2 separate regions of the Homo sapiens genome follow, and region 1 is linked to region 2. Evidence: chromatin loops called from intact Hi-C (ENCODE). Cell type or tissue: CD4-positive, alpha-beta T cell. All regions are shown on one strand.

Region 1 (5,000 bases), 53 kb after region 2:
TTTGGAAAAATTCCAAAGGGGATTACACTTGAAATGTGCTGTGTTTTCACTTTTTTTTTTGTACTTGTCTTATTCACAGTGAATCAAATAAAACAGCTTTACAGCTTACTAAAACTCAAACTTGTTCTCAAAGGAAGCAGTTTAAACATTTTCAACTGAAAAATCAGCAACACAATGATTCTACATCAGGAAATCGAACCAGGGAGACAAAAAGCAGCTCTAATAGAAAGCGTGTCTTGTCAAAAGGTTAAAAATAAAAATAAAGGCCCGGGGCCAGGCGCGGTGGCTCACGCCTATAATCCCAGCACTTTGGGAGGCTGAGGCGGGGATCACAAGGTCAGGAGATCGAGACCATCCTGGCTAACACGGTGAAACCCCATCTCTACTAAAAATACAAAAAGTTAGCCAGATGTGGTGGCGGGCGCCTGTAGTCCCAGCTACTTGGGAGGCTGAGGCAGGAGAATGGCATGAACCTGGGAGGCAGTGGAGCATGTAGTGAGCCAAGATTGCGCCACTGCACTCCAGCCTGGGTGACAGAGCGAGACTCCGTTTCAAAAATAATAATAATAAAAATTAAAATAAAAAAAATAAAGGCCCGTTGAGGTGGCTCATGCCTGTAATCCCAACGCTTTGGGTCTTTACAAAAAATAGAAAAAATTAGCTGGACGTGGTGGCACAACTGTAGTCCCAGCTACTCAGGAGGCTGAGGCACAAGGATTGCTTGAGCCTGGGAAGTCAAAGCTGCAGTGAGCCCTGATTGCACTACTGCACTCCAGCCTGGGTGACAGATGACAGAGCGGAACCCTGCCCCCTCCTCCCCCACCAAAAAAACCCACACATATTATGAGGAAAATCCAACTTATTTACAAAGAATGGGTCATCTTCAGGCCTGAGATCCCAATATGTTATGGTAAAATTGTGGGTGCACCGTCCTCTTTGGAAAAAGGGGGTAAGGAACAGATCTGGCTCAATCCATGCTAAGAATCTGGTTTTAAAAGATCAAAGAAGTTTCAGAGAAAAACCTAACATCACTGTATGCCCCAGGGGTGTCATTTACCATGAATGAAAGGGCTGGGAACGCACTCTCCCTGAGGTGCCCCCCAGGCCTGCCAACATCTCATGAAATCTGGTAGTAAACTGGCAAGAGTTCCCTCTGCACCAGCAGGCTGCAGGAAGTTTGTGGGGCTGGGGGCTGGTCTTCTCTGGTCTTCCCCTGGGAAGTGCCTCCCGCTTTCCCCAAACTGCCAAGCTACCAAGCCCTCTAGTGAACAAATGAGCCATAGTCTGGAGGGCTGGCATGGTAACCAGAATGGGTGGATGCTGCCAGGAGAGGCCAGGGCCCCTGAGGATTCGGGGGTCGGCACTCTGGCAGCACCATCTCACTTCTTAGCCATTGCAAATGAGTAGGCCCTTTCTCCTCAAACCCAGAGCAGTAGCTGGCTAGAAGAAACGGCACCAGGAAGGTGGCAATAAACTCTGACTGAGCTCATGTCAGTTTTCTCCTAACCCACCTGTAGATTTGAGAGCAAAAGTCCTGACTCATCCAGCCCCAGTGTAACTGTGAAGTGCGGCTGTCATGTTTACAGTCCCAGTTACTCAGGAGGCTGAGGCAGGGGGATCACTTGAATCCAGGAGTTTGAGGCTGCAGTGAGCTATGATCACACTACTATACTCCAGACAGAGTGACAGAGTGAGACTCTGTCTTTTTTTTTTTTTTAAGACGGAGTCTCGCTCTGCTGCCCAGGCTGGAGTGCAGTGGCATGATCTCAACTCACTGCAACCTCCGCCTCCCAGGTTCAAGTGATTCTCCTGCCTCAGCCTCCTGAGTAGCTGGGACTACAGGTGTATGCCACCATGCCTGGCTAAATTTTTGTATTTTTAGTAGAGACAGGGTTTCACCATGTTGGCCAGGCTGGTCTCGAACTCCTGACCTCAAGTGATCTGCCTGCCTCAGCCTTCCAAAGTGCTGGGATTACAGGCATGAGCCACCATGCCGGGCCGAGACTCTGTCTGTTTAAAAAAAGAAGAAGAAGAAGAAGTAAAAGAAGGCAGCTCAGCTGGTACAGTAGAAAGCCTATTCTGGAAACTGCCATGATGGATGGCTAATAAAATATTGGAGATACTTAACCCTTAGCCAAACAGTATGTGTCTGTGTGGTGTGTGTGAGTATGTACATGTATGATAGACTGTGTGTGTGTGTGTGTGTGTGTGTGTGTGTTTGTGTGGTGGGGGTATGTGTGTGAAGGCCCCAGAAGGTGGCCCTGGGACAAAGCGCTCCTACCACTTGTCCCCAGCATAGGACAGCCACACAATTCAGAGCACAGGAGAGCCCACACCTGGAGGCTGGGCTGCCCTTGCGGGTGGGGTTAGCAATAGCTAACATGAAAACTTCCAGATAGCAAACCTCCCCTGGCCACCTGACTACATATTTCAAACATTACCTGAAGCAATGAAATTCAAGAGCATTCATAGTCTTTTTTAAACTTCTGACTACGACCCACATTGAGGTTAGTTACATGGCTGCCAAGGGGGTGGGGACACAGGATAGGTAACAAGAGTTCAGACTCAGCCTGATGGCACAGGGTGCGCTTTGCCCTGTCCCAGTCCACTGTGTTTGTGGTGGTGACCCACTAAATTGATTTTGTGACCCACTTGTGGGTTCTACTGCAGCTTGGACCCGCAGTCTCCGTGCACATGGAAAATCATTCCCTCCACGGAAGTGGGTGGACCTCCCCGCAGCAGGCCCCGGCCTCAGTGAGGATCACCAAGTGCCACCAGGCCCCCACAACCCCGCTCAGGAGGAGGAAGCAGGCTTCCCTGACCATCTTTAAAGAAAAGGGGGCACCATGATGGGCCCACTCAGGTCCAGGCTGGCAACCACAGGTCCACCCGTCCAAGACGCAAGGCGAGGCTGGGCCATTCCCTGCAAGTGCGTGTTGGTCCCTTAGGGCTTGCCCAGGGGCGCCCCCGCGCTCTGGCATCTCTGTACCAGGAGGATGAGCCTGGCGAGGTCTGAGAGCTCCGGGAACGCGGCCATCACGCGGTCCACCTGGTCACGCGGGAAGACGCTGTAGAGCGCGATGCGAGCCCGGGCGCGCGCGTCCCCCTCGTCGTCCTCGGTCGCGTACACTGAAAGTCCCCCAGTGGCGCCGTCGCCCCAGGCCGGCTCCGCCCAGACGGAGCGCCCAGGGAAGCGGTCGGAGCGGGGTGGACGGGCCCACGGGTCGTCGGGTGGCCTGCGCGGGGAAAGCAAGTCGCCGTGCAGGTCCCTAGGGCGGTGTTCGCCCCGCGGCTGGAGCTGCAGGCCGGGCGGAGGCGGGAGGTCGCCCGGGGAGAACTGGCTCTCCGGGCTAGGGAGGCTGAGCGGGCCTGGCACCCGGCCGCCCGCGGACACCCAGTCGGGCCCGCCCAGTCGGGGCGTGAGGCTGCAGGCGGGGACCGGGAGAGGCGGCCCCAGGGGCCCCAGGTCGTCGCTGAAGGCCAGCCGAGAGAAGCTCCCTCGCAGGGCGGCCAGGTCCGGGGACCCCCGCGCCGGCGGGAGGCTGTGCGCAAATGGTTCCCGGGGGGCCGCCCGGGCTCCTGCGGAGCCGCCCGGGGCTCTCGGTGGCCGCTGCTCCTCGGCGCCCGCGCCAGGCCGGGCCCCTGTCTTGGCGCGGAGCTCGTCGGCCACCGCCAGTTGCGCGTGGTGCGGCCTCTCCGGGTGGTAGAACTTGCACTTGATGCCATAGGTGCATTTCTTGCCTGAAAGGGGCGGGGGCAGAGAGGGCGCGACGTGAGGCCCGGGGGCGCGGAGGGGCGGTGGTTCCTGGTGCATCCGGGGAGTGCCGGCCCGCGGCCTCTCCGTGGAGATTCCTCCAAGCAGGCCCCCAGGCCGCCGCGGACTCCTCAGACTCAGCGCCCTGGAAACGCCTCAAGATCTGGGCGCGGGGCCGAGGTGGGGAGAAGTGCCCGGGAGGCGCGGGCGGCCTGGGTGAGGGGGCGCTGAGCACACTCATCCCAGGGTATGCAGAGGAGTGTCGTTCCCAGGTCCCTTTGACCAGGGACTAAGACCAAATCTCTGGATTCAAAGACTTTCAGCCTCCAATTGCCCAGGGACCCTGTGGATAGGGCCAGGCTTAGGGAGCGGGCGGTAGGGAGTGGGTGCTCGGGGCAGAGGACTGCGCCTGCAGTGCCGCCTCAGTTCCCACCGTTCTCCGTGTTCGCTGTGCTAACGCTTGCCCTCACCCTGCACGCTGTTCTAACAGAGTCGTGAACAAATGGTCAAGTGTTACTATCCAAACCCAAGGCTTCTGAGAGTGAAAGGGGGAAGGAGGAGTCAGCCTGAATGTATGTATGGTCACCTAATTCTAACAAGAAATGATTGACTGTCACCCAAGTCTTTACTGAACTTGGAAACATCAAATAACTTGACGAAGCAAGTCAGTGAAAGAGCTGGCTAGAAGGCTGGCATCCCCCAGGGTGCTGGGATAAAATTCTTAACTCTTCATGGATAGCAGTGACCAAAGTCCATAGGGTGGAGGGGTGGAGAGCAGGGTAGGGTGAGGACAGAAGCTGCCAGGGGCCAGGTGAAGGGACTGAGACCCGCAGCTGGGTTTGTGTCCAGGCTCCCGGCTTCTCAGACACAGCTTTGCTGTGTGCATGACCCCTGCATCCGACCCTGGCATGGGATCCTGGCTCCCATGAAATCACCGGCCAGGATGTCAGTTCTACAATAACCCTGTCAGGAAAGTTAACTCTCCAGGTAGCACAGCTGGAGGGCAGAACTTGGGCAAGAGCCCAGGCCGCTGAGCACCAGGCCAGCGCTTTTTGACTGTGCTCCTGTACTGCCCCCACACAAGGCCCTGAACAGGGCCTGCGAAGCACTGGGCCCTACCCACCATAAGGACAATGCTGCCAGGATGGCTCTGGGGGCTTCGGCTTCCTGCTCAGGAAGTTGCTCAGGGAGGGTCCATGGCGGCCCAGGGGGTCATCAGGCGGCATGAACCTGGAAAATAAGCACA
Region 2 (5,000 bases):
CCATAGACAACAAGTAAACAAATGAGCAAGGCTGTATCCAATAAAACTTTAATGACGAAACAGGCAGTGGGCTAGATTTGGCCCATGGGCCATAGTTTGCCTACCTGTTTACCCTTTGTTTAGAGTCTTTCTCTTGCCCTACTCCCTGGCCCCAATCTCTGCTACCGTGGTAACGTGAGCTCCGCAAGGGCAAGGATTTTTTCCTATTTTGTTCATGGACTTCCAAAATGCCTACAACAACATCTGACACATAGACCCTCAACTTATTAAAATAATAGATAAGTTAATTATGTTTTGAGTGTTTTTTATAAGCAGCATATAGCTGAGGTTTTACAATTCAGTCTACTGATCTCATCTCAACAGATATGTTTAATTAGGTTGCATTCATTGTGATTTCTAGTATATTTGGAATTATCCCTGTCTGGTTTTTGTTTTGTATTTCTTTCCTTTATCCCCTCCTTTCCTGCTATCTAGGTTTAATTAAATTTCCCTCATTTCTCCTTAGGTTCTGTCTTTGAATTTAGAAACTGCACATTCTGTTTTAACTTCCTTTAGCACAGATCCCTAAATACTGAACATGTATATTTGGCTTAGCAACATTTAACTGTATTCTTCTTAAATACCTTCAAGACCTTAGAATACTTCACCTCTGATTTTTGCACTTCCAGTGTATTGTTATTCTTTTCCAATGTTTTATTTTCACTTTGTTTTAGACAATGTCTGCTGCTCCCCTGCCCTGCCATAGTCTTTTCCTTTGTTTTATTGTCAGAGCTTTTTTTTTTTAGATTTACTCATCTTATTCCATTCTTTTGTGTTTAATTTCCTTCTTATCAGAACATATATTGAGTAGTTATTTCAGCAGCTATCTGTGATTGTTGAATTTCCCCAGACTTTGTTGGAAATACCTTTATTCATTTGTATTCTTGTATAATTTAATTAGGTGAACAAATTATTTTATCTTCTAAAATTTGTTACTTCCTTTTTTCCCTTCAATTTTGAAACATTTTCAGCCAATATCTCTTCACATCTTGCCTCTTGTCTATTCTCTCTGTTGTCTCCTTCTGGAATTCTTTTCTCTCTCTGTCTCCCCCTACCCGCCCCCGAGTTGGAGTCTCACTCTGTCATCCAGGCTGGAGTGCAGTGGTGTGATCTCGGCTTACTGCAACCTCTGCCTCCCGGGTTCAAGCAATTCTCCTGCCTCAGCCTCCCAAGTAGCTGGGATTACAGGCATCCACCACCACGCCCGGCAACTTTTTGTATTTTTAGTAGAAACGAGGTTTCACCATGTTGGCCAGTCTGGTCTCGAACTCCTGACCTCAGATGATCCACCCTTCTCGGCCTCCCCAAAGTGCTGGAGTTACAGGTGTGAGCCACCATGCCCAGCCTGGAATTTTTTTCTTAGATGTCTGTGAGACCTTTCAGAACTCTTCTTTCATTTTTTCTGTCACATTATCTGTGCATTCTGGGTAACATTCTTACATCTATCTGACAGGTCACCAACTGTCTTTGTATGTAATCTACTGTAATCTGTTTGGCTTTTTCATTTCAGTGACTTTTATTTCTAGAGGTTGTTTAAAGTTCTTTTCCAAATCTGCTTTATTTTTCTCAAGATAGAATCATCCCATGTTGTTTCTTTATAAAAAGTAGATTCAAGTATCTTCACTTCCAGTCCAGTATCCTAAAGGATGAGATTCATGTCCAGGGACAGATCACAAAAACATATACCAGTATTTGTAGTTTATTATGGTTTCCCAAGTAGTTCATGCTGCAGGATTGATTGCTTATTTTGTTTCTTTAAAGATCTTGGAAGATATTTTCACAAAATATAATCTGAATATACAAAAATATAAGTGGCAATTGGGATAATTTAATGTTAACATTTATGTGGAGTGAAATCAATCTGCCTGTTTTATTTGTTGCATACATCAAAATGGATTCTACATTCCCTTCTAAAATATCTATAACATTTTCATATTAGAATGCTTCATTCATAGACCAAACATGACAAACTCTGAAGTAAGAGAGCTTGTCCTTTCCGAGGGTAGATGTGAATTAGATACAGTAGTAAGTAGGTTAACTGAAAAGACGAAAACCTTTAGAGAAGCTGTAGCCTAAAAATGCTGTCTTCATTCATAAAGTGAATTTCTCCAAATCCTAGAAAACATTTAAAAAGTGGCATTTGTTTAAATGACTAAAACAATTTTTCAGTTAAAATGTTTGGAATTTGGCCAGGCACAGTGGCACAAGCCTCTAATCCCAGCACTTTGGTAGGCCAAGGCAGGCGGATCACCTGGGGTCCAGAGTTCGAGACCAGCCTGACCAACATGGTGAAACCTCATCTCTACTAAAAATACAAAATTAGTGGGGTGTGGTGGCAGTTGCCCATAATCCCAGCTACTTGGGAGGCTGAGGCAGGAGAATCACTTGAACCCAGGAGGCAGAGGTTGCACTGAGCCGAGATCGCACCATTGCACTCCAGCCTGAGCAACAAGAGTAAAACTCTGTGTCAAAAAAAAAAAAAAATTGAAATTTTAAATGCCTAAACTTACAATATTTTGTTTTAATGTAGCTTTGGGATTTCTGACAAATTCTTGTTTGCTTTTCCAAGTCTGCTTAAAGGTTAATTGATTAAAGTGGGTGGGTCCTCATGTTTACTAATGTGTGTTGCAGCTCTTTTGGTACACCAGAAGGCCAGAATGGAACGACTTCAAAGAGAACTTGAGATTCAAAAGAAAAAGCTGGATAAATTAAAATCTGAGGTTAATGAAATGGAAAATAATCTAACTCGAAGGCGCCTGAAAAGATCAAATTCTATATCCCAGATACCTTCCGTAAGTCTTTATGTAACTGTTGTGATCTCTGCTTGAACATGAGAGTAGGCCATCTAACATAAGTGTAATATCTCTATCTAGTTTTCTTCAGATGTTCTTAACTCTTGTTTTTCTGTCCTTACTTTCTTGTGCCAAACTCCATTCTTTATTAACTAATGACTAAGAATTCAGTGCAAATCTTACTTACATAGAATTATTTTTCAGCTTGAAGAAATGCAGCAGCTGAGAAGTTGTAATAGACAACTCCAGATTGACATTGACTGCTTAACCAAAGAAATTGATCTTTTTCAAGCCCGAGGTAAAGTTCAGTGTATTTGTAGCTGAAATTCATCGTATTTAATTCACCAGCAGTTTTTCTGTGGCTAAAAACAGACTTATCAATCATAATCTTACTGTCTCAGAACATGTGGCTTTGGAGCCAGACAGACTTTTAAGAATATATTTAAAAAGTCACCCCCATCTCAATGGCACTATCTTAACTGATAAAATATAGAAGATAGTAAAAATAAGGTTTATACATTCTTTAGACAATGATAGTTTCTTATACTTGAGCTATTAATGACAAGCAATGTTTTCTTATAGTAAATAATGTTTACAATTTAATTCAGTTCCATAGAGAACTAAAAGGAAATGTTATCACTTAAACCTAATTCTGAAGTTGGATAAATAATAAAAAGATATAAAATGGAAAAGACAGGAAGGGGAAGGAATCTAACCAAAAGAGAAGTCTTTAATCACACTTGGGACTGTGTTCTAGAATCTGTTCAACTGGAAGATGATTATTTTTATTTTTATTCTTTTTAAATGTTGATTAAGCTATTTATCTTTAAACATTCATAGAAAAATACCATAATTTAACTCTAAAAAGTTGGTGCTGTTCTAGAAACTACAATCCTTGAACTTACTCTTTTTGTGTAAAATTTTAACCATTCTATTACATAGTGCAAGGTTTTTATATTTACTTGAGGTAAAGCTGTTTAGTTACTTAAGTCCATGTTTGATCGTTTAAAATTACATTTTAAATTGTGAAATTTTAAGTTATTTTAACTTGCCACATAGAACAGGGATCTACTTCTACTTCTATTAATGTCTTACCAGCATTAATTTGACTTCTTTCACAGTTTACCACTTACCCGTGTTTATGAGTACTACATTATACCTAAGATAATATATTTGAAATATGTTTTGAAATCTTACATATAATTCGAGGTTAGAGGGGCAAAATAAATGAAAAGCATTTCTTATAGCGTGTTTATTTTTAGAAAGAAATACTTGTTTTAAAAAGTAAAGTTGTTTTTGAGCTATAAGCATTGATATATTTACTTTTTATATATTTCAGGACCACATTTTAACCCCAGCGCTATTCATAACTTTTATGACAATATTGGATTTGTAGGTCCTGTGCCACCAAAACCCAAAGGTTAGTGTATCCATTAAATGTGAAAACTGTTACTTTTGAAAAGCAAAATTTTAGAAAATTTTTCCTGTTCAGCAACCTTCCTCTCTAGAATTGCTTCAAACTTTGGCATTCTTAAATGAATTCATTAAGAAGATGTTTGCTTATTTTCATTTACATGCTTGGGGTTGGGAAGGATGCAAAGATGTAATATTCTTAGCTTTTTAAAAGTAATATGCACGAGCTTAGGAAACACTATGTACTCCCAACCAATAATAGCAAGTCTTGGTTAAAAAACAATTACTAAGTACAAAAATTTGTATCATTTAAAACTTTAGACAAATGATAAGGAAGATACCTTAGGGAAGTTCCCCCCCCCCATGAGTATTTAGTTTAATTTATATATAACTTTAAGTAATCAAAATACCCTAAATTCCAGGTGAATAGTTTTCTACCTTCTATCATTTTACATCATTGATATTCTCAGAATATATGCACACCAAACTAAGACATTTCAAAGTATGTCTGTGTGTTTTGATCCAGGCATTAAAATGTGTGTAGAAATGGAAACAGGTACATAAATATCACTGCTGAAGGTAAAAATATAGACATATTTACAGATTAACACTTAACCGTGGTATATAATTTACTTTCAACTCTAATAAGAAAGTTAAAAGGTAAAAATGTGTTAATGGATACATAATATTAAAAGAAGAAAACTGCAAGAACACAAAAGTGTGGGAGGGTGGAGGTTGTAAAGATGCAGTAGTATT

Evidence for each region. Hi-C counts contacts between places; a loop is a spot of excess contacts. Peaks named below come from ENCODE experiments on the same cell type or tissue, not always from the same donor. Only the 100,000 strongest peaks of a DNase experiment are listed, where the experiment ranks them.
Region 1: a loop joins it to region 2, with 11 times the contacts of the local background. A loop is called at or near these places in 1 of 110 quality-filtered maps.

Annotation. Positions count from the first base shown.
Region 1 is chr6:149,447,739-149,452,738 of GRCh38, forward strand. ZC3H12D (zinc finger CCCH-type containing 12D) reads right to left here. Exons shown (of 6, transcript NM_207360.3): 5 at 4,878-4,984; 6 at 1-3,741. The coding sequence ends at 2,945. Among named protein-coding and RNA genes, the nearest start is that of ZC3H12D, 35 kb to the right of the region's middle. RefSeq lists enhancers at 3,429-3,980, 3,981-4,532. In CD4-positive, alpha-beta T cell, no CTCF peak of the experiment used is centred here; a DNase peak (open chromatin) is centred at 3,057; H3K27ac peaks cover 16 bases.
Region 2 is chr6:149,394,934-149,399,933 of GRCh38, forward strand. TAB2 (TGF-beta activated kinase 1 (MAP3K7) binding protein 2) reads left to right here. Exons shown (of 7, transcript NM_001292034.3): 4 at 2,671-2,831; 5 at 3,036-3,129; 6 at 4,171-4,251. Among named protein-coding and RNA genes, the nearest start is that of SUMO4, 2.8 kb to the right of the region's middle. In CD4-positive, alpha-beta T cell, no CTCF peak of the experiment used is centred here; no DNase peak of the experiment used is centred here.